Linked DNA regions of Homo sapiens: region 2 is linked to region 1. The links are chromatin contacts, found by Hi-C in ENCODE. All regions are on one chromosome and are shown on one strand. Each heading gives the region's core, a stretch centred on a gene start or an enhancer-like site at or near the end of the contact. The rest is flanking DNA. Distances are from core to core; before and after follow the strand shown.

Region 1 (4,653 bases), core at 760-3,259:
TCTGAAGGCTACAAATGGAAAGCTAGACACACAATATCTGAGACCAAATAAGCATATCTAGATTCAGCTGGAACTCTCGATTTATGTTGAACTTACATAGGCCATATTTTTTGAGAATGCCCATGAGTGGCATTCTAACTATCTGCATAAAAGTACAGACAGGCCTCAGAGAGCATACATGCCTTTCCCCCAATAACCCTCTCCTATGTTACAATAGAGAACATAAAAAATGTATATCTTTGCTAAATACATGGGACTTGTATAAGTGCCACTTTACATATATTCGGTCAAGGGAAAGATAAAATTCCATACTAATGTGCCCTAGAGTTCTCCTGTTTCACATAATAACAGCATTCGGACTCAACACTGGCCAAGAGTGCCTAGACGAGGAATCTACCAATGATAGCACACACAATAGGATCTTGCTTGTCTTGACAGCACAGAAGAGCATTGGGATATACTTGCTGAACATAATTGGAATTGTAAGAAAAATAATACCTGATGTGAAAGGTTTTATGTTCAAACTGGATTCCAGTGTATAACAGAAATAAGCTCTGACCTCTCTAACCGTATGACTAATTTTTCTTAACTTTTAGGTTTTAATTTTTCTTTTTTCCCTTGTTTAGGCCAACAGTGCACCCTAGAGAAAATGTGAGTTATTTTCTCTTCTAGCAGTTAAGAAAACAGACTCCAGTGCCAGATGTCCTGACTTCTAATCCTAGCTTTGCTTTTCCTAGTTGTGTGACCTCCAAAGCACCCAAACTCTGTGGCCCAGTTGCCTGTAAAATGAGGACAGAAACTATTTCATGGGATTTTGAAAGAAATTAATCTACAGCAGGTGCCTGGTACATAGTGCCACTTTATCATTATTGTTACACATAAATGAAATTTTTGAAAAACATAAGTTCCAAATAAAAAACCTCAACCATATTCTGGTAATTATTTACTTATTTATCTGTATCCACCTCTAGACTGTACTCTGTGGCTTCCCAACATGTTGTTATGGGATTTACTCATCTTTTATACCCAGAGCTTCACAACGTGCAAAGTGCAGGTATATATGCCAGCCCTGTACAACAGTGGATTCTAAGGTCCTTGCTTACTAAAATCTTAAATACCAGCAGGGGAAAAGCCTGACTCTTGGAATAAATCTGTCCAATGTTCAAAACAAAGTTCACAAACCAATAAAAGAAAAAAAAAAAAAAAAGCAGGTGCAAGACTTTGAAAACATACCATGCTGAATTTCATGTACATAGTAAGGAAGGACAACATAATGCATTATGAAAATAGGATGGTTTAAGGCAACTGAATATTTACCACAGCCTTTTTTTTTTTTTTTTTTTTTTTTTTGAGACAGAGTCTCGCTCTGTAGCTCAGGCTGGAGTGCAGTGGCGCGATCTCGGCTCACTGCTACCTCCGCCTCCCGGGTCCCAGTTCAAGCAGTTCTCCTGCCTCAGTCTCCCGATTTTTTTTTTTTTTAATTGTAAAAATAAGCCAGCCCCTTTCTTCCTAGTGAAGTGGGAGAAACGGTTTACACTGTCCGATGAGAAACACTTCCGTTCTTTGGTAACCCTGCTAGGGGGCGCCGCTAGATTCCATCCTATTTCTCCGATGAAAGTATCAGGTACCTCACCCCTAAGTTTAGATTTGATGATAGTTCCCTTAAAAATGAATGACGAATAATCTACCCCATCCTTTTCTCACAGTAGCAACCAAATTCCAGCCAAGGGCAAAAAAAAAATTTCTTTTTAATGTAGCTTAGTGTTTGGAACTTGATGTTGTGTAGTCAGACAAACCTGTATTCGGCCTCCGCTGGATCAGTCACTAGCTGTGTAATTTTACAGAACTCTCATCACCTGCAAATCTGGGGGAAATGCAGGTGCGCACAGAGAGCGTTTTGGGCAAAGACGGCCTTTAAGCTTTTCTTCACTAAGCATGCCGCTCGCTAGCGGAACAGCAGCCAGCTCTGGACGGGACCTTGCACAGTTCCGATGACATCACTTCCGGGCGCCAGGTTCGGGCTTTCTCCTGCAGCGATAAGGGCAGTCGACAGTCTTTAGTAGGGAAAGGAGACAAGTGCTAGCTACTGCCGCCCAAGTGGAAGGTGGGTGAAATTGCTCACTCTTCACCCCACTGACGCTTTTGCGCACCTGGAAAAGCGGTTCCAGTTTGCGCCCGTCGCCGCCTTACAGCCGACAGGAGACCAGCGCTACCCAAGTCACGTGGGTTCAGCCTGCAGCTTTCTTGGCCCGAAAGGGTAGTGCTTCGTACAATCCTCCTTGTCCAGATTTTGTTAATGCAAATCTAATTCCTCTAGGTTGTGTCTGTCTGGGCTGCACTGCCCGCAACTGCCTTCTGCAAATAGGTCGCTCATCTCTAATCCCTGGGATGCCGTGTCCCTTTAGTGTGGTGGAGAAAGGCCCTGCTTTAACACCCAGAAAGTTTTAGAACGGATGATCTGGGGGCATAAAATTAGGTGCTTCGCAGTGTGAAAATACTAGTGTGCTTTAGTGATGGGCTGCTATTATTTTGGGGGAAAAGGATTTGGGAAGATCCTTGTTATGACAAAACCTGTAGCAAAAAGTGGAGATTTAATTCCAAAGATTGCAATTAAGGATAAAATAGGTGTTAGGTTGCAGTTGGCGTGTGTGTGTTTATGTTAACTCTTGTTTTTGAACCAAATGATCCAGTTTTATTTTGAAAGATGTTTTTAGGAGATGGAATACATTAACAGTATTTTTATCTGTTCCATCTGCCTTTGTTGTTTGATTCTTTTTAGAAAATCCACATTTTGTCTTAATTTTAGCTGTCAAAAAATAAATAGCACTTTTCAGAGGACTCTATCAATTATTGTACTTTATATTAGCTGTCTTAATAGTAAGTCTTTTGGTAGGAACAGCATGCAAGTAATAATAATACTAAAAAATTTTATATCTGACCCCTGTTTTCCCCCTTGGAGAACATTATATTCATTCATAATATTATTTATATTCCCATGTTGCTATAGCCTTTACAAACTTTTGGTGACTTTTACAAACTTTCCTGTAATTCTGTAAAACTATATATTGAAAAATAAGCTGGCTAATGTCAGTTGCAAATAATAAGTTGTTTCTGTAATTCTTTTTCAGGAATTATCTATAGAGTAAGTATGCTAATCTTGACTAAGACTGCAGGAGTTTTTTTTAAACCATCAAAAAGGAAAGTTTATGAATTTTTAAGAAGTTTTAATTTTCATCCTGGAACACTATTTCTTCATAAAATAGTATTGGGAATTGAAACTAGTTGTGATGATACAGCAGCTGCTGTGGTGGATGAAACTGGAAATGTGTTGGGAGAAGCAATACATTCCCAAACTGAAGTTCATTTAAAGTAAGTAGACATTATCTTAGTCATTTCCACTTTTTTGGAAAAAGTAAAATCATTCTTTTGTATTTGTCATATATAAAAGTTTTCAGGAGCTACTGTCTTATTCCTTTTTGCAAACACTTTTAATAACTGCTATAGAAAACCTCAAACACTTCATCCTGGCTTTTAAGGGTCTTCACAATAAGGTCCCAACCTTAACTAATCCTGTTGCCAAAAGAAACTGAGCTCATTCCCAGCTTCCGTATTTATTGATTTTCCTTCAGTAATGCATTCCTTCTTTTCTCCACTTCTATGTTTCATGGTCTCAGCTGAAGTCCTAGGAAAACTGTTAGTCATTGAAAAAAAAAATCCTATTCATATTTATACATATAACTTGTATTAGTACTTAAATAATAATACACTGTTGTATTAAAGCATAGAATGGTGCAAGGATTATAAACTGTGATGTTTATAGAGGACTACCAGGCAGGTTACCTAAATAAATGGACAAGATAAAAAGTGGAAAATGTCTGGAGGAGGTCACTACTCAGCTCTAGCCAGTTGTCATGTGGGAATGCAGGACCTGTGTTATTAGATTATTATAATTTTCAAGGGAAAATGGAAATCCAGATTTTTTTTTTCTTTTTTTTTGGTGAGACAGAGTCTCACTCTGTCACCAGGCTGGAGTGCAGTGGCATGATCTCGGCTCACTGCAATCTCCGCCTCTCGAGTTCAAACGATTCCCCTGTCTCAGCCTCCCAAGTAGCTGGGATTACAGGCACGTGCCACCACGCCCAGCTGATTTTTTGCATTTTAGTAGAGACGGGGTTTCACCATGTTGGCCAGGATGGTCTCAATCTCCTGACCTCTTGATCCACCTACCTCGGCCTCCCAAAGTGCAGGGATTACAGGCGTGAGACACCGCGCCGGGCTGGAAATCCAGATTGTTAATGTATTTGCAGATTTTTTACATTAGTAGCTAATTTAGAATATATTAAAATACTCTTGGGAGGTGGGGGGCGCCCCCGCCCAGCAGCCGCCCCGTCTGGGAGGTGGGGGCGCCTCTGCCCGGCAGCCGCCCCGTCTTAGGGGTGGGGGCCCCTCCGCCTGGCCGCCACCTCTGGGAAGTGAGGAGCCCCTCTGCCCGGCTGCCACCCCGTCTGGGAGGTGTACCCAACAGTTCATTGAGAACGGGCCATGATGACAATGGCGGTTTTGTCGAATAGAAAAGGGGGAAATGTGGGGAAAAGAAAGAGAGATCAGATTGTTAATATGTCTGTGTAGAAAGAAGTAGACATAGGAGACTCC
Region 2 (4,653 bases), core at 851-3,350, 1.4 Mb before region 1:
TAAAACCAGTGTGACTAACACTATGAGGCAGGAAGTGAAAAGTGCTAAATAAGTGGTCTAGATGTGCACTGTCCAACACGGCAGCCACTAGCCATATGTGGCTTGGAATGTGGCTAGTCCTAACTGACATGCCCTGTAAGTGCTAAATATACACCAGACTTCAGAGATTGAGTATGAAATAAGGAATGCAAAGTATCTTATTGATAATTTTTTATATTGATTATATGCCAAAATGTTAAGATTCTTGTATATATTGGGTTATTTACAATATTAAAATTAATTTCACCTGTGCTTTTTTCCTTTTTAATATGGCTATGAGAAAATTTACAATTACATATGTGGCTTACATTTTATTTCTCTTGGAGAGCGCTGGTTTGGACAGGAAGTATGAAGAATTTGGAGCAGGGAAACATTGCTGTGGGTTCAGGTCATCGGGAAGTCTTCACTGAGAACTATAGGATTTCACTAAGTAGGTAGGCTCAGGGAGGAATATCCAGTTGAAGAAAGCCTCGGTAGTGAAATATGAGGTTAATCTGGGCAGCTGAGGTGACTGCTTGGGTCACATCATGGGCTCTTATAGGGGAGAAAAGTTTCCTGGATAGGTTGGGACCAAACTGTACAGAACTTAAACTGCCAAGAATTTGGATTTTTTTCCTATAGGCAGTGACAGCTTCTCCAGAAGAAAATCAGACTTTGCTTAGTAGCTTATGGAATAGCCTGAAATTGGCACTTTCTTATGTAGGGTCAGAGCAGCATAAGCTCCTGGAAACTGCCTGCTCAACAAGCAGTGGGGACCAGGCCTACCTAACCAGGAAATTTACAGTGATATGGAAAGTGTGACTTTGGATTGATTGACCTATTTGGGGGTGGGTGGTAAGTTTAAGCACATGATAATGTCACCTGGGAGAGAAGAATCCAGAGGGTGTACCTGTGTGAAACCCGTCAGGGAAGAGGGAGGCAGGCCTTTCACCTTGGTATATTGCTCTAAGCATGTGTATAACCAAATTGAGTGACACTTTCTACCTTTCTTTCAGTCTGTCTGTCTGTCTTTATTTTTGTCTTTGTTTTACTATTTTTACTTTCTTAAACATTTTTATTGATTTTTTAATATACGGTGGGATTTTACTGTGTTGCCTGGGCTGGTCTCAAACTCCTGGGCTCAAGGAGTCCTTCCACTTCAGCCTCCCAAAGTGCTAGGATTACAGGTGTGAGCCACACGCCTGGACTTCTCTTTATTTTATTGAACCCCTACTGTGAATCAAGGGGTTAAGAGCTAACTACAAGGAGATGAAATGAAAAGACCACTGAAGTGGGAAGGGAAACACCTGGGCTATTATCGGGCTCCGTGGCTAACTTATTGAGTCCTCTTGGTCACCTCACTGGGTCTCTTCAGATATGAAAGAGGATTTAGCATTAGATGGGACCAAGACTTCCTCCAACTCTGTGATTCTAGAACAGGCTGATGTCACAAAGGGAGAAGAACGCACCGTAGCAACCAGGGGCAAGGCTACTCAAGGAGAGTAGGAGGAGGCTAGGTCAGGAAGGGCAAGCACTGGTGGCCTACCCAGGACTTGGCCCAACCCTCTGGGTCAGGTCACCCTCGTCGGAGTGAGCGGACCCCGCTGGAATTGGAGCCCAGTAAGGTCTATGAGTTTGGTGTTTTGATCCTGGCTACCCATCCCTTCCATCCCAGGGGTGGTTCACCAGGCTGAGTGGAGCCTTATACTAGGGAGAGAGGAAGCTGAAGAACTGGGCTCCAGGTAAGTAACTCTGCAGAGGATCTCAGATTGTCTAAGGAAACCACTGAAGAAAATGTATGCCCCGCCCCTCCCCTTTTTCCTGGCACTGCTGAGCCACCTGCAGTTGCGAGAGCCGCTGGGAGGGATAAGAGGGAAGAGGACGCCCGGTGAAGGGGCTCCAGCCTGGCAGTTTCTGCGTGTTAGCATTTCTAGAATAGAGTGGGTGGGAACTGACCCAAGTAAAGTCCCAGAGACTCGAACACTGACGCACAGGAAAGCCTCAAGTGGGAGGAGAAATGCAAATCCCCTACTGATGATGGCGTCAGCGGCTTTCTCCTAGGGACTGTGAGGGGCGCTTCTGACTTTGGACTTGAGCACTGCCTGGGACCTGTGCTGAGAGAGCGCTAGGTAAGTGGCCAGACCACACCTTCTGGCTGCCTCTTGTAAGGAGGACATGCTTATTATGCAGGATACTCTGAAGCTTTGCTTTCCCTTGGCGTTTTGACAATTGCTTCATTTTAACCTTCCTGAGGAGGCTTATTATAGAAGGAAGCGCCCGACTCCACGACCCACAGATGCGCCCTGGCACGGGTTCTCCGCGGAAACCGCTCCGCAGGCCCGCGCCACGGTGCCCGGGCGAATCTCCCTGCGGGGGCCAGGGGAGCTGCGGCGGCTGCGGAGGTGTGTCCTCGCGGAGGCTGAAAGTGAGCCCCTCTTCACTTTCTTAGCCAGCTTCTCTAGAGCTGTGATGTCTGACTTTAGATTAGCGTACCTGGATTTCAGAAAAAAGCTTGCAGCTACGGCAGCCGGTGACTGTGGCTTTGATGGGCGCGAGTGACATTTTAGGGCAGGTCATCTCCTTTTGCAAGCTACAGGCCACAGAGCCAAAGCGGCACCACCAGCTCACAGACGGTGGGACAAAATGCCCCTTTAGTGGGATCTTCTAGGAAATGCACGCAAAAAGGACAGACAGGCACTGAGTTTTCAGAAGCAACGTCACAGTTTTCATGAGAAAGAAGTAGCCCCTAGAGAGTGAAAGCAAAGAAACCTGCTGAAGGATGTCTAAAGGCGTTCCCAGAGGCTGCAATAGAAAATGTCCTAGGACTATGTATTCCTTCTTCTTCCTTTTTTCAGCTTTGAATTCAGCTCTCCGAAAGACTCAGATCTTAGTAGTGATTTTTTTCGGTGTTTATTTTTATTTTTTTTAATTTTCCTTTTATTTTCATTTGACACACAATTGTAAATATTTATGGAATATACAGTGATATTTCAATAAATATGAACAATGTGTTATGATCAAAGGATATTCAGCATATCCATCACCTCAAACATTTATCATTACTTTGTGTTGTGAACATTCAAAATCCTCTTAGCTTTTTGAAAATATACACTAAGTTATTGTTAACCATATTCATCCTAGTGTTACAGCACTAGAACTTATTCCTCCCATCTACCTGTAAGTTTTAGTTAGAAAATAGATTTTTCATCCAAATCATAGCGGGGGTTTAACAATAGTATGATGAAAAACTGTAATGCTATTTTCAACTCATGTTCTCTGTTGTCATTAACTAAAATAAATTGATAGATAGGACAATGTTGATAGTAGCATGAGAACAAATGTTCCAATTTTGTGTGGAATATATACACATCCGATGGAATATATATACATCCGATATCTGGAAAAACAAATGGTTCAGACTCAGGAAACCTCAGGTTGTCCCTTAGAAGCCTCACACATTAGGCAGGCGTCATTTCGCCTATTTGATCTTCAAGTTTTTCCTTTTTAAAGTTGACATACTACTTATATCCACCTACCATATTCATAGCAATGTCAGGAGTGCCACTCATTCTTCATTTAACAAGCATTGATTGAGCATTTACAATATGCCTAGAATTGTAAAGTGTAAAGGTTTTCATAAATATAAAATGATATGCAAATAAAACATTACTTCTTTTCCCACTTGCTTTCTCTTTAGCAAAACATTGGCAACACGTTTTTTTATAAATTTTAAGTCATTTACCAGGAGCTCAGGGAAAAGGTGCTCAAAATGATTCTACTTAAAACCCAAAGAATATGTATATGAAATATATGAAATTACCCTGGTGTTCTATAGGCAAAAGGAAACCTTAGCCTATCTATGAGATATGTTGAAATGTTATGGTGATTAATCATGTAAAAGGGGGTTTGGTGTTTTTACTTGACTTAGAATTGCTGAGAAAACAACCAAAAATTTGACTTTGGAAAACATAAAATGCTGTAATTTCAAGGAGGCAGCGTCATACTAATTTTCCTGAGTTAGGAAATATGTCTACAGCTTCTAAATTGGCCAGAGTGGGGTTACAAGGGGGAAATGCGTACTTTTCTTTTATGACAGGCTGCCAAATAGGTATCAAGTGTGGTTTCTTACTCCTTAAGTAACTTGAGGGTTTAACCACTATCAGATGTTTCTCAGAGACAAAAAGACTACATCCTTTAAGAGCTTTGCCCATCTATAATGGATCCTCACAGAGAGAAATGAAACACATTCACTGGTTCAGAAATATTTTTAATTTAAAAAACTGGAGCCTACGAAAATGCATACATAAAATTCTTCATGAAGCTAAGACAAAATTGGACTAGAAGTCAAGAACATAAAGCTGACTCTAGAAGCCAGACAAATCTGAAATAAAGAAAAAAGAAATTTGGCAATTTCATATAAAAGAAGCTTCTTGGGGGGTTGTTCCTCACATATAAAGTCTTAGAGGGTTTTAGGAGGTATAGTAAATGTCAAATACGTTTGCCTTCAAGTTGCTCCAAGTCTAAATGTTGAGGGGACAAGAGATAGGGAAAGAGCTTGTTGATAATAGAAATTCACATAGACAGCTGTGGGCAGGATGTGGGGTGTTTGGCAGAGTGGGAGTGAAAACTTTTTGG

Evidence for each region. A loop is a pair of places that touch in the nucleus more often than their neighbours do. Pooled maps may share reads with other maps.
Region 2: a loop to region 1 is called in a pooled map, with 4 times the contacts of the local background. The contact joins the promoter of STAT4 here to the promoter of OSGEPL1-AS1 in region 1. A Hi-C loop is called at or near these places in 4 of 50 pooled maps.

What each region holds. Positions count from the first base shown.
Region 1 is chr2:189,760,136-189,764,788 of GRCh38, reverse strand. It overlaps OSGEPL1-AS1 (OSGEPL1 antisense RNA 1), which reads right to left and starts at 2,009. Exons shown (of 2, transcript NR_102429.1): 1 at 1,797-2,009. It overlaps OSGEPL1 (O-sialoglycoprotein endopeptidase like 1), which reads left to right and starts at 1,997. Exons shown (of 9, transcript NM_022353.3): 1 at 1,997-2,104; 2 at 3,129-3,369. The coding sequence starts at 3,149. It also overlaps a transcript of ANKAR not described here and a transcript of ORMDL1 not described here. RefSeq lists enhancers at 1,322-2,068, 2,355-2,514.
Region 2 is chr2:191,148,441-191,153,093 of GRCh38, reverse strand. STAT4 (signal transducer and activator of transcription 4) reads left to right here and starts at 2,100. Exons shown (of 24, transcript NM_003151.4): 1 at 2,100-2,147. RefSeq lists enhancers at 1,681-1,760, 1,891-1,940 and a silencer at 2,411-2,460.